Linked DNA regions of Homo sapiens: region 1 is linked to region 2. A link is a contact called in ENCODE Hi-C data. All regions are on one chromosome and are shown on one strand. The core of a region is the stretch at or near the end of the contact, and the rest is flanking DNA. Distances in the headings are between cores, read along the strand shown. Region 1 holds the start of PPP1R12A-AS2 (PPP1R12A antisense RNA 2). Region 2 overlaps SYT1 (synaptotagmin 1).

Evidence for each region. Hi-C counts contacts between places; a loop is a spot of excess contacts on that map. Pooled maps may share reads with other maps.
Region 1: a loop to region 2 is called in a map with no recorded cell type, with 5 times the contacts of the local background. The contact joins the promoter of PPP1R12A-AS2 here to the enhancer-like site in region 2. A Hi-C loop is called at or near these places in 7 of 37 single-sample maps with no recorded cell type and 5 of 50 pooled maps.

Annotation. Positions count from the first base shown.
Region 1 is chr12:79,688,307-79,694,539 of GRCh38, forward strand. It overlaps PPP1R12A-AS2 (PPP1R12A antisense RNA 2), which reads left to right and starts at 1,726. Exons shown (of 7, transcript NR_187531.1): 1 at 1,726-2,090. It overlaps PAWR (pro-apoptotic WT1 regulator), which reads right to left and starts at 2,658. Exons shown (of 7, transcript NM_002583.4): 1 at 2,566-2,658; 2 at 1,423-2,085. The coding sequence starts at 1,938. RefSeq lists silencers at 1,366-1,885, 2,656-2,955.
Region 2 is chr12:79,059,250-79,065,532 of GRCh38, forward strand. The region is part of intron 3 of SYT1 (synaptotagmin 1); the gene reads left to right. All of the region lies in intron 3 of LOC105369863 (a long non-coding RNA gene), which reads right to left. Among named protein-coding and RNA genes, the nearest start is that of SYT1, 200 kb to the left of the region's middle. Within about 2 kb of position 4,167, at least 2 of the 41 ENCODE cell types and tissues checked have a DNase peak (open chromatin) inside an H3K27ac peak, as active enhancers do.

The sequences.
Region 1 (6,233 bases), core at 476-2,975, 630 kb after region 2:
TTTCCCAAAATAAGACCGCTGTCAGATGAACAATGAGGAAAAGATTGAAAATGACAAATTCTTTTATTTGGATCATCAGCTACTTTTAAAAATCAAGTTGAGGAATGTAGCTTTTCCAAAGCCTTGTCTTCAATTTCCCCTTAATCTTCATATTTTTAACTAAAAAAAAAAAAAAAAAAAACACCTAGAAATTTGATTACCACTCTTACGAATTCCTTCTAAAGCAATTTAATGAATAACAGATCTTTTGTGCAAGTAGCAAACCGCAGAGGACAGTTTTGCTGGCTGATAAAAATCTCTGAAACGCTCATATAAATACGTCCTACAAAGACACACTATGATTTAACAGGTATGGAAATCATAATACTAAAAATTTAGGTATATTTAATATACACCCTAACTTATTGCAAATGCTTCTACTTAAACCACAATTAAAGTTGAGTAAAATTAGAAAGCCAGGAGAAGAAAAAGTGAAAGCTAAACAGTCAATGAGAAAAAGATGCAACTATTTTAGGTGAAACAAGGTAGTTGAACCACTTCCTCAAATCCATGAGCTACTATCAAAGTAATCAAAACTTGTTTGAGATTGTTTTGTCTTGTTTCTGGTAGAGGGAGGTGTGATTATACACTTAGTAAAAATGTTTTACCAGTCACTCTAATGGAAGATGCTGCTACCTGTAACGTTTCGAAAATGCTCCAAACTGCAAACAACCCAAAACAAACAAAAACCCTACCACATGTTTTTCAGACACAGTACTCAAAAAGAGATCGTCTTAGCGAACAGAATTGTGGGTTACTAAATCATCCCTATTGTCCTAAGTATCACTCAGAAAAACACTGTGTGTTTAGGAGCACAACTTATAAACAGCTGATTTATATATAAAATAGTGCACGTATTCATTTGGATATACTCATCTTGAGCTCACTGTAAGATAAAGCTGTCTTGGATATTGCTAAGGCAACATTTTCTTTACAGATGTTATTAAACATTGGTAAGAAAGGAGAAATAAACTGGTAACTTCACATGGGCACGTGAGACCCTAGAGAATGTCGTCACCATTAATCAATTTTTCTAACTGATCAAGCATAAACAGCCAAGTCCAGGTGGCCAAGTCAGCCAAGTCCAGGTGGGCAAGTCCTGGAGCCATAAGTTGTCTTTCTACCACGGTAAAAAAGGATCCTGGATCTGAGACCTGGCCAGGAAGCCTGAAAAGCACGTGTCCTACTCTGAGTTTGGGGAACTTCCCAGGAAGCATTTGTTCAGAGTAAAACTCCATCACCCCCTGCCTGCCTAACTCGGTGAAGGGACAAGTACGAGCCAGGGGAGGTAAACTCTGCGCCCCGGGTAGCTCCCAGGAGGAAGACACCGGGAGGCAGCTGCCCGCCCCGGCCCGGTCCGGCTGCGGCCCCCGCCCGGCTCACCTCTGCGGCAGGGATGTTGACCACGCCGGTGGAGCGCCGCTTCTCCCGCAGCTTCCTCTTCTCGATCTGCCCCTTGCCTTTCCTGGCACTGGGGCCCGAGCTCTTGCCCTTCTCTGGGACGCCGTCCGGCTCCTCCTCGTCACGCTGGGGCGGCGGTGCAGCCGAGGCAGAGGCGGCTGGGGGCTCGTCCTCCGACCGCCGCGGGCCGGGGGCCGCCCGCGTCAGCATGGCGGAGCCGACCGCGCAGTTCACGCCCCCGGGACCGGGGACGGCAGGTGCGGCCGGCGCGCCGCCCGGGAGGTTGTTGTTGAGCTCGTTGGCAGCGGCGGCCGCCGGGGTGCCCAGAGCCCCCGCGGGGGGCTTCCCAGCGGCGTCGCTGCTGCCCCCTCCCGGGGGGGCCGGGCCCGGGGGGTTCTGCTTGGCGCGCATCTTCTCGCGTTTCGCCTTCCACTCCTCCAGGAAGTCTGTGGTGCTGCCGCCGAGGCCGCTGCTGGTCCGGTAGCCACCGGTCGCCATATTCCCAAAGGGGCCGGTCGGGCTCTCACCTCAGGCCGCCCACCAGGGCTCCGGCCGCTGCCTCCTCTTCCTTCCTGCGGCCCCGAGGATGCCAGGAGACGACCTCCAGGAGAGGGACGGCCGCCGCTCCCACAGCAGCCGGCGGGGCTGAGGTGAAAGACAAAAGGGGGCGGGTAAGGGAAGCGTAAGATCCCCGCCCGACCCAAGGGTCTGCCCCCGGGCTGCGCCCCTTGGAGTCCTCGAGCGCGCCCACCAGTCACTACCGGCCAGCAGCCGCCGGGTCCCCACCCTGCAAAGTTTCTCCCACGCACCTACAGTACGGACCCCGACGATCGCCGCCCCTAGAAGGGAGGAGAGAGGACTGACCCCACCCCCAAGTCGGCCCGCCCGCCCCATCCCCACCAAGGTCCGCGCCGGCGGCGGTCGAGATACTAGGGCTAGACCCGCCACCTGTCGGCTCGTCGTATCGCCTGCTCCGCGCTCTAGCCACCGCCGGTCCGAGGTCCCCGTCAGCTACAACCCCACTCCCAAGGCGAGGCGCGGAGCTCCTAGCCGGTTCGCAGAGGAGGCGGGGACCCAGCTGTCCCGCCGAGCGTGGAAAGGACCGGGTGTGAGCGAGCGCCTTACCTTGGAGGAGCTTGTAGGGGACGAGGCGTAGGGCTGGGATCCGGCTCCCAGGTGTGCCGAAGCTGGCGCGCGCTCTTCCGCCGCGCGGAAAGTGCCGCGGCAAACTCGCGGTGCGGAGCTCCAGGCAATCCCAGGACAGGAGGGAGGGAGAAGAAGGAGGGAGGGAGGGAGGGAGGGAGCCAGGGGCGGGAAGGGAGCCGAGCGGCGCCGAAGCACGAGCGGAAAAGGCCGAGGCGGCGCGCGAGGGGCGCGGCGCGCGGTGGGAAGGGTCGTGGCCGCTGACGCCCCGCCCCCGGCGCTCAGGTGCGCGGCGTCGCGTCCGGCCCGCCGCTGCAGCCTGCCCTGCGCCAGCCGTCCTCTGCCCCGCTCCCGCCGCAGACCACAGCGCGCCCGCCGCGCTCCGCCCGCGGCCTGCGAGTTAGACGGCACATTCCTGGGCTAGCAGCTTCGCGGCGTCCGGCCTCCCGGCGCCTCCGACTCCGGGGCGGGAACGGCACTCCACGCCCTTCTTGCTTGTCTTCTCCGCCTCTCTCTTCTCCCACCACTCTTCCTTTTAAGTACAAGACCGTATTATTTGAGAGAAAGTCTCGAACGCTGCTGGCTAAGGGGAAAAGTGCGATAACTTGTGATGATTCAGGGAATGACTAGACAGGATGGGAAAATACCCACGTGTCTCTTTTCCTAGTCGCTGCTCCCTTTTCAGATGTACTAGGGCAGCGGGCAGGAGAATAGAAAGACCTGAGACAAACCCAGCACCCTCCTTCTAAGAAAACTGCGGTGCCCTGGTGAAAAGGGTTGGCTAAGAGGAAGGACTTACTAGTATCTTAGGGTTGCGGGAGAAAAAACTCAGTTCGACAGTTTATTGTATTGGCGATTCCAGTCTTGGAGTTTTCCCCTTAACCCTGTCTCTGCCTCTCCTCTTTACAGAGAATGAATTTAGCAGCAAAGCTCCCTACCAAAGTACTAACGCTGCACTGATGCTAATTTGAGATGAGCTGGGGCAGTGATTGTCTCTATTTTTTCATTATTAACATGCCAGAGGCTTATCCTCTGATGCAAGTCATCTGAAATTTCTGGATCAGAGCGGGGTGGGCTGTCACTGACGCACCTAAGACTGACCTTTCTATATCCAAGTAATGTCAGGGCACATCATTGTGGGAGGCTACAAATGCCAGGTCTCCATTTTGTAAAAAAGTAGGAGAGCCCTAAGTCACGCTCTTACCTAACATAAACCTTTCTTCCTACTTAATATTCCTGTTTTGCCCAGGTAGCACATGATGAGTGAGCAATCAGTGTTTGCCTGCCACAGAACTGGGAACAGAAGAAAGTGATTCACATGCTCTATATTTCTCAGGGAAAGACAGTTTTGGTCTTTGGTCTGGCTGTTGTGGGAAACGTATGGCGAGAGCTCTGGAAAAATCCTTAGAAAATTAAAAGCTTTTGTTGGGAATAGGTCTAAAAGGCTGAGCGGCTGTTTACCTAAGCTAGTACCAACCCCAGTGTGCCACCTGAAGTTTCTCAATTACATATTCATTAGTTTGTTTTCTGAGTTTTAAGGAGAGTAAGGGAGGCTGGGACATTAAACGTATTCACATTCATATGCTTTGTAACTTATCAGAGGACTTTTCTCCTGGAAGGGCTGCAGGATATAGTGGAAAGAGGGTATAGTCAGCTAGCTGAGAGATCTTGGGCATGTTTACATTATCTGGTACTCAGCTTTCTGTACTATAAAATCAGCAAAAATTACATTTTTTTTTTTTTTGAGGCGGAGTCTCGCTCTGTCGCCAGGCTGGAGTGCAGTGGCGGGATCTCAGCTCACTGCAACCTCCGCCTCCTGAGTTCAAGCAATTCTCCTGCTCTCAGCCTCCCAATTACATTATATTTAAGCTGTCTTAAGAACTGACACTGCACATAAAATGTGCTTGATTCGAGGAAGGCACTCAGTAAACATAGTCCCTTCTAGGGGCTTAAAGTCCTTGGTCTCTAAGAAGTGTATGGGAGAAGAGGAAATTATAACAGATGGGGTATTGAATATACAATATCAGCCTAAAAACGATAGACTTTGAATGAACTAGGATAACACCCCACATAAATTTATCACTGCATGGCTTAGACCAGTTCTCTTAGTGTTAATAGGTTCTGAGTCAGGAATTTTGGCTGCTACTGACTTGTGTGGCTTTGGGCAAGTTGCTTAACTTTTGTGCCTCTGTTTACTTACATATAAAATGGGGATAATAATACTTCCTGCATCGTGAGAGTGTTGTGAAAGTGCCTGCAGTCCTTAGATAAAAGGTGGTATGTGAGTACCAGAGTAGGTATTATTAGTCTATAAAGTGCCCTAGGAACCATGGATGAAAGAGATTATTGAGGTACAAAGCTCTGTGTTTTGTTATTATTATCATTTATTATACCTTTTGTCTTTACCATTCTCAATATTCCCGAAGATATATTTCACAGCCAGACTGCTTCCAACATTGCACCGAGGTATTTAGCTGAGTCAGTCCTAAATTGCAAGATGTTTGCATATCATCAATCTTTATGTATAGCGTTCTGATGAAATAATCCTCAAAGACTTGGAGCTTGGTTTCTCAACCTCAGCACTGTTACATTTGGGGCTGGATAATTCTTTGCTGTCCTGCCCATTGTAGGTTGTTTAGCAGCATCGTTGGCTTCTACCTATTAGATACCAATAAGAAACCCCCACCTGTATTGTGACATTGCCACATGGTCCCTGGGATAAAATTCTTCCCCGGTTGAGCACCTCTGAGTTAGCCTAAAATAACCAATTTTTAGCGACTCACTTGCCCTTAATAATAAAATGAAATATGATGATAATGCTGACAAAAACAGATTCATTTAAATATGTCAGAGTGAAACCTAGATGTTAGTCTTAATGATTTTGAGGAAGTGTATTATTATATGTATGGATAGCTAGTGTATTGGGAAGTAGCCATTTTGCCTTCAATGCAGGTATTTCTGGAACATATGCAATTCATCCTCTAACATCAAAATATTATATGTGCATAGGATAAAAAAATTACATACTTTAGTTCTACAAGGATTATAACAAAAAACAGCAATCCCCTCTCTACCTTATCCATTCTGAAAACCCTACCCAAAACTTTGAACTTTTTAACTGTTTCCATTAATAGAGATCTTCATATTTATTTTTTATGTGCATATCTGCTATTGTACATCTTGATTTTTCCATTTTTAGATATAGAAGAGGATTTAGCTCTAATACACTAATAACACATATACTTTTCTTTTCTTTTTCTTTTTTTTTTCTTTTTTTTTGAGATGGAGTCTCGCTCTGTCTCCCAGGCTGGAGTGCAGTGGCGCGATCTCGGCTCACTGCAAGCTCCGCCTCCCGGGTTCACGCCATTCTCCTGCCTCAGCCTCCTGAGTAGCTGGGACTACAGGTGGCTGCCACCACGCCCGGCTAATTTTTTTTTTTTTTTTTTTTTTTTTTTGCATTTTTAGTAGAGACGGGGTTTCACTGTGTTAGCCAGGATGATCTCGATCTCCTGACCTCGTGATCCACCCGCCTCGGCCTCCCAAAGTTCTGGGATTACAGGCATGAGCCACCATGCCCGGCCACACATATACTTTTCATACTCCTACACGCCCGTAGTATTATGACTATACAAATACTGTTCATAGCTGAG
Region 2 (6,283 bases), core at 2,917-5,416:
GAATTATGGGAGCTACAATTCAAGATGAAATTTGGGTGGGGACACAACCAAACCATATCAAGATGTAATAAGCTAGAGATAACTGCTTCATTTTTTCTAAAATGTAAAAGTAAATGTAAAATACATGATTATATAATATTGTTTACCTATATTTTAATTTTAATTCTTTTCAATACCTCAAATGTAAAACCATCCACTCATAAAGTAAATTTTAAGAGTTACCTCTATATGAAAGAAATCGTTATTTGTGTTAGTTATAACATTCCTTATACCTGGCCACCCAAAACAAGAAAATAATCAAGTTTTCAATTTTCAATTTTTTTATCATAACTCTGGATATAAATATAACTAAAATGTTTTCAGTAATAACTCCATGCACAATGATCAAACAAATGCTGTACTTGTTGTGGGCTGGCATCAACAATTATGAAAGTGGCTTGGTAAGGCCAGGCCAGACCTTTGTAACCAGTTATACCAGGCTACTGTTAGACAGCCCCAGATAGCCCATCCCTCTGCCTCAGGGCTTATGGAAACAGTGGATGTTGGTAACTGAACACTTACTCCCTGCTGCATGCTTCCCATGTCATTTCATTCCTGTGAAGTGCATTTTCATATCTATATTTCATAAATGAGGAGACAGATTCTGAAAGGCAAACCAACTTGCTCAAAATAACTAGCTTATATATTTTGAGCCAGATGCAGACTAAAGTCTGTGTAATGCTAAAACCTGTGCTCCTAGACATTATGCAAACTGTTTCATGGGCTTACACTGAAATAATATCTGATGAATTTCTCTTTGCATAAGAGAGTGAGCTCCACAAGTGTGGTAGGCAGAGCATCCTCCTATCTCAGAACCTGACACAGCGAAGGTGCTCAATGCTGGTTGAACCAAAGTGACAACTTGTTTATCCAGCTCTATCATAGCAGTAACTTTACTAAAAGTTCTCTGTTCCCTTACTTTTTTTCAGAAAAGTTATCCACGTCCCCAAACAAAACCTACGTCCCTGTAACAAAAAGCTTTTATTTTCAAGAGCTGTATCTTTAGCCATTTTTTTAATTGTGGTAAAATATATATAACATCAAATTTACCATTTTAACCATTTGAAAGTATACAGCTCAGTGGTATTAAGTACATTCACACTGTTGTTTGATCATCAGCATCAGCCACCCTCAGAATTTTTTCATCTTCCCAAAGTGAAACTCCGTACATATTAAACAGCAACTCCCCATTCCCCCTCCCTGCAGCCCCTGGCCATCACTATTTTACCTTCAGTCTTGATGAAACTGACTATTCTAACTACGTCATATAAGTGGAATTAAACAGTATTTTTCCTTTTGTAACTAGGTTATTTTGTATATTGTCAAGGTTTATCCTTATTGTAGCATGTGTCAAAATTTTCTTCCTAAGGCTGAATAATATTCCATTGTATGTATATATCACATTTTGTTTATCCATTTATCTGATGATTTATTGAGTAATGGAGTTGTCCAAAATGAAATCTTTTTGCCAATTCTTTGATGGAAAGATAAGATGCAAATATAGAAATGCAATGAGTTCATGATTTTTAGAACATCTCTCTTTTTATATCATAAGCCCTAAAATTAATCATGGAAAACTAGTTCAGTTTAGGCAATCAGCAAAAAAAAATAGATGGGCTTAAGATAATTTAGGATTTATGAGTTATAAATATGCCACATTTTAACTACTCAGGCTGGAATTAGCCTGTCTTCATTTGATTATCTGTTTTGATACATTGACTGTTCTTCAGAAGATTCGTGAAGTTAGGGTATTTAAAAATTGCCATTTCTCTAAAATTAAATAGAATAATAGGGAAGGGAGCATTGATTCTAAATAAGAATGCAAATTTATAGCCATCAAGTTTTCTACTACTACCATTTAACTTCTAATCAGCGTATTATGGAATATTCTTGTTCAAGAATTGGTGTCTGAACCTTAAGTCAATAAGAAGGAAATAATCTATACAGTTTTTAGTATTTTCAGCAGTTTTCCTTATGTGCTAACCAATAATTTTTTAGCTGGCATTTATCAATGCCAGAGACACGCTCATATACACATATTATATATCCTATAATACACAGCATTATCCTCTAATCCTCACACTGAAAAGTAGACATCATCACCATTTTACAAATGAGGAAGGAGAGGATCAGAAAGGTTAAGTGACTTTCTCAGTTAATAACTGGCAGAGTTGGCATTTGAGAACAGGACTTCTAGATACAAGGCTGCTGCTCTGTCACCTCACACTTCCCCTACATGTTGTGAATGGTGCTGGGCCACAAAAATGAATGGGACAGTCTCCACCCTGGAAAAATTTATATTATACTGGAATGGATGGGCATTTTTAACTAATTAAAATATAATAGTATGAAGATTAGAAGTTCTTTGGATGCCAGCAGGTAGACATAGCTTAACAGTGCCTGAAAAGCTTTGCAAAGGAAAGGGCATTCCATCTTGGCCTTACATGACTTCCTTCCATGCTGGTTTTCCATTTTAATTAGTAAAGAATTTAGTTAAGCACATGGGATGATTGGTTAAAGTTGAAGCTGTAATGAGATCATGAAGGTTAAATTAAAGTGTTTGAAGTTTATCTCTTAGCAGTGGAAAACAAATGTTTTTATGTTTTCATTCTTGCTACTTTTTTCTGCTTAATCTACCATTCTGTAGAAGCCTTAGTAATAGAACAAGCGAAGGAGAAGAAAAAGATAATTTTTTTAAAAAAGAATCCTTTTATGAGCTTATGCTAGCTTATTTTAATGTTCTTGCATTATAGGCATGATTAAAGATTTTAAGTGTATGACTTTGCATTTTGATCAGAGTTATCATCTCCCTCAAGGCTGCTCAATAACATGATCCATAATGACATTTTGTTGTTATTTTCTGACCTGTTGGGTGAGGCACTAAAGCCAGCTTCCCTAGGTCTATGTAGCTTTAAGTTATTGCAGTGAGGAAATTTCACAGTGCTGTCATGCTTTTGGTTAATACAGTTTTGTGTTTTGCTTGGGAAAGACAATTCTGAGAGTGTCCTATTGATTCAGATGTTTTCTGACAGTAGCTGCCTACCAGGTTTGCCTTCATTGACTTTTCAATGTTCTGTTACAAATAACTTGCATGTACAATTTGATATTGAAAAGCCTAGAAGGTTCCCCACTGTGCATGAAGTTAGAGCAGCCCTGAGCCATGGGGTGGTGAGTGCTTATTATCATTCTGAAAATCATCCACTTGTCCTAGGCTGTTGCCATAAAAGGGTTGTGTTTTCTCTGTTATTCTTTTTTGTTCTCCTGCTTCTTTTATTCTTTCAGACATTCCAATGCACTTCTTATTCTTTAAAAGTTTAAACTTCATTCTTAAAAATTCCCCATGGTGACTGAAACTTGAAATATAAAGTCACAGGTGTTTTCTGATATTTTTGAACACACGGAATGTGAGATGGCTTGGATTGGAAGTACTTATTTTGTTAGTACAATTTAAAAGAATCACTTCTGTGAGATTTTCCTAAAATGATGAATGGTTAGAAATGTTCTTTTATAATCATAATAAAAATAACTACCATTTATCGAATGCCTACCATCTGCCAAGATCTGTGCTTAGCAACTTTCATGCTATCTATAATATTGACAACTCTGTAAGGTAGGTATCATTAAACCATTTACAGATAAAGAAACAAAGACTCTGAGAAGTTAAGTGACTTGTCCAAGACAAGAATGATTACTTCTATCTTTCTAATTGTGGTTGACTTCTACTTATTAAAAATGATGGTAATATCATTTGGGTTTGCAGAGCACGTCACGGTTTACATAGCAGTTTCACATATGCCACCTCCTTTAACCTCACAAAACTGATAACTATATTTTGCATTTCACCTTAATCTTTGTGAGACCATCTTGAGGCTTTAGATCAGAAATGGGGTATGAATTTCCTTGTGCTGAAATATGACCCTTTGTTAAGTTAGCATCATTTGCAAAAATGTCTTCTTTTCTACCATTACTAGTTTATGCTTCTATTTTATCAGGGGAGAAGGCAGCTGGAGAACTTGTCTGTTGATGCCCTTGAAGAGTTTGTGGGATTATGTTTACCCAGAAAATAGTTGCCTGTAGCAAAAGCATAATAATGTTTTTGAGACCCAGCTGCTCTGCCCCTGAAAACTATGTAGGAAATACTTACATAGCTGCTATTTCCTGCTCTCTCCTCCCAGGATCCCAGCCCGTGGCATCTCTGCCTTTCAAAGACATTCCACTGTGCAGTCTGTCCCTATGTCTGCTTGTAAACCAAAGCATAATGTTCATTTACACATAAGTGGAGGAGGGGGAAGGAGAACCTTATAGAATTACAAATAAGATAATATTATAATGGGTAATAAGTACATTTCTGCCTTATCACCAGTATTTCCAAAACCCAATGGCATCAAATTCTCTGAAATAATTTAGGGCTCTGAAATGGGAATTGGGTAAAGAAAATAAGTAAAAAAGTTGTTGGATTCAATAGGGAAAAATAATAAAACAAATACAGTAACAGGTACACTACCCTCCTCTATCCCCCTTGGGAACACCAAAGCAAACCCACTCACCCTTCCAAAAAGTATCATTTCTTTCAAATATCAGAGCTTTGACCCAGGAGTCTGACCTCACTTTTCCTGACCTAACTCCTCCTAGGCGAGATTGGTTTCTCCCTCTCTTCTGTATTCTCAAAGCACCTAGGACATGCCTCTGCTTCAGTATCCATCTTCTCTACTGGACATGAGCAAAATGAGCCCCCTCCTTATCCCTACCATTCCGGAGAACAGTCCATCACTTGGAGCATAAAGCTTAGTGCACAAGTAGATGAATCTATTCAGCCATGCAACAGTACCAGACCTTCTGTTAGTGCTGTGTGCTACACTCAGAGAATGTTTAAAGAAATGAGGAATGAAGAAAGGGAGTGAAGAAGACAGGGAATGTAGGAATGAGAGAGACAGGGAAGAAAAGACTGAAGGAGAAAGGAAAGAGGGAGTAAGGAAGGAAGGAAAGAAGAAAGCCTGGCCCAAGATGTGAATAAGAGTGTAATGATTTCACTTATCACATAGTATTTCACATAATATCTATTGTTTACTTTCAGCAAAGAAATTTATTTTGAGAATATGAATATTTCAGAGGAATAATTCACAGTGGAGATGGGGTAGATAGTTTTGTAGAAGACTAGAAATCAGTTTCTAAATGTTTCTCTTTCCACTAATTTCAAAGTCTATTTTTCTTATTACTAAAATATTTCCACTTTTATATATGTGAAGATAAAACTTTTGCTTACTCCTTAGCTAATGAATTTTATAAACAAACTCTTTTATATGTTTTTATAATATAATATGTGAAATGAGAAGACTAAGGGATTTTACCTACCACCTACATATTACCATATTAAGATATTCCTGAATAAAGTAAACCCCACCATAAATGTGTGTGTGTTGGGGGGTATGATTTTTCTTTTTGGTCTATGAAACAGATTATGCTAATTTACACCAGCACTTCCAATAACAACTAACTATTCTGCACCCCAAACACACACACACACACATACACACACAACACACCCCATCTACTCTTCTCTCTCCTGCTCCAGTACTCTGTAGCATTAGTTTAGTTTCTCTTATTCCCTCAGCCCCACTCTTTAGACAAAAAAATAGAGAGAAAGAAAGAAAGAAAGAAAGAAAGAAAGAAAGAAAGAAAGAAAGAAAGAAAGAAAGAAAGAAAGAAAGAAAAGGAAACCTTTCCTTCTCATTTCTAGGGCTCTAAGGGTTTGCACGCTGCCACTCTACCATTCTTCACACATTCCAATTAGAAACTTAAGGGAGGCCAGCGTAGTGGCTTGTGCCTGTGATCCCAGCACTTTGGGAGGCTGAGGTGGGTGAATCGCTTCAGCCCAGGAGTTTGAGATCAGCCTGGGCAACATGGTGAAAACCCGTCTTCACAAAAATAAAAACAAACAACAACAAAAATAGCCGGCATTATAGCACACACCTGTAGTCCCAGATACTAGGGAAGCTGAAGTGGGAGGGTCGCTTGAGTCCGGGAGGTGAAGGATATAGGCTGCAGTGAGCCTTTAGTGTGCCACTGCATTCCAGCCTGGGCGACTGAGCGAGACTCTGTCCCAAAAGAGAGGAGTGGAGGGGAGGGGAGGAGAGGGGCACAAAGGTGCCATGCATATCAGAGGATGCTTTCTTGTCTGCTTATCTCAAATCTGGCCATACATTTGAATATCAAATAAAGCTGATATTCTCATTTTCTTCCTCTC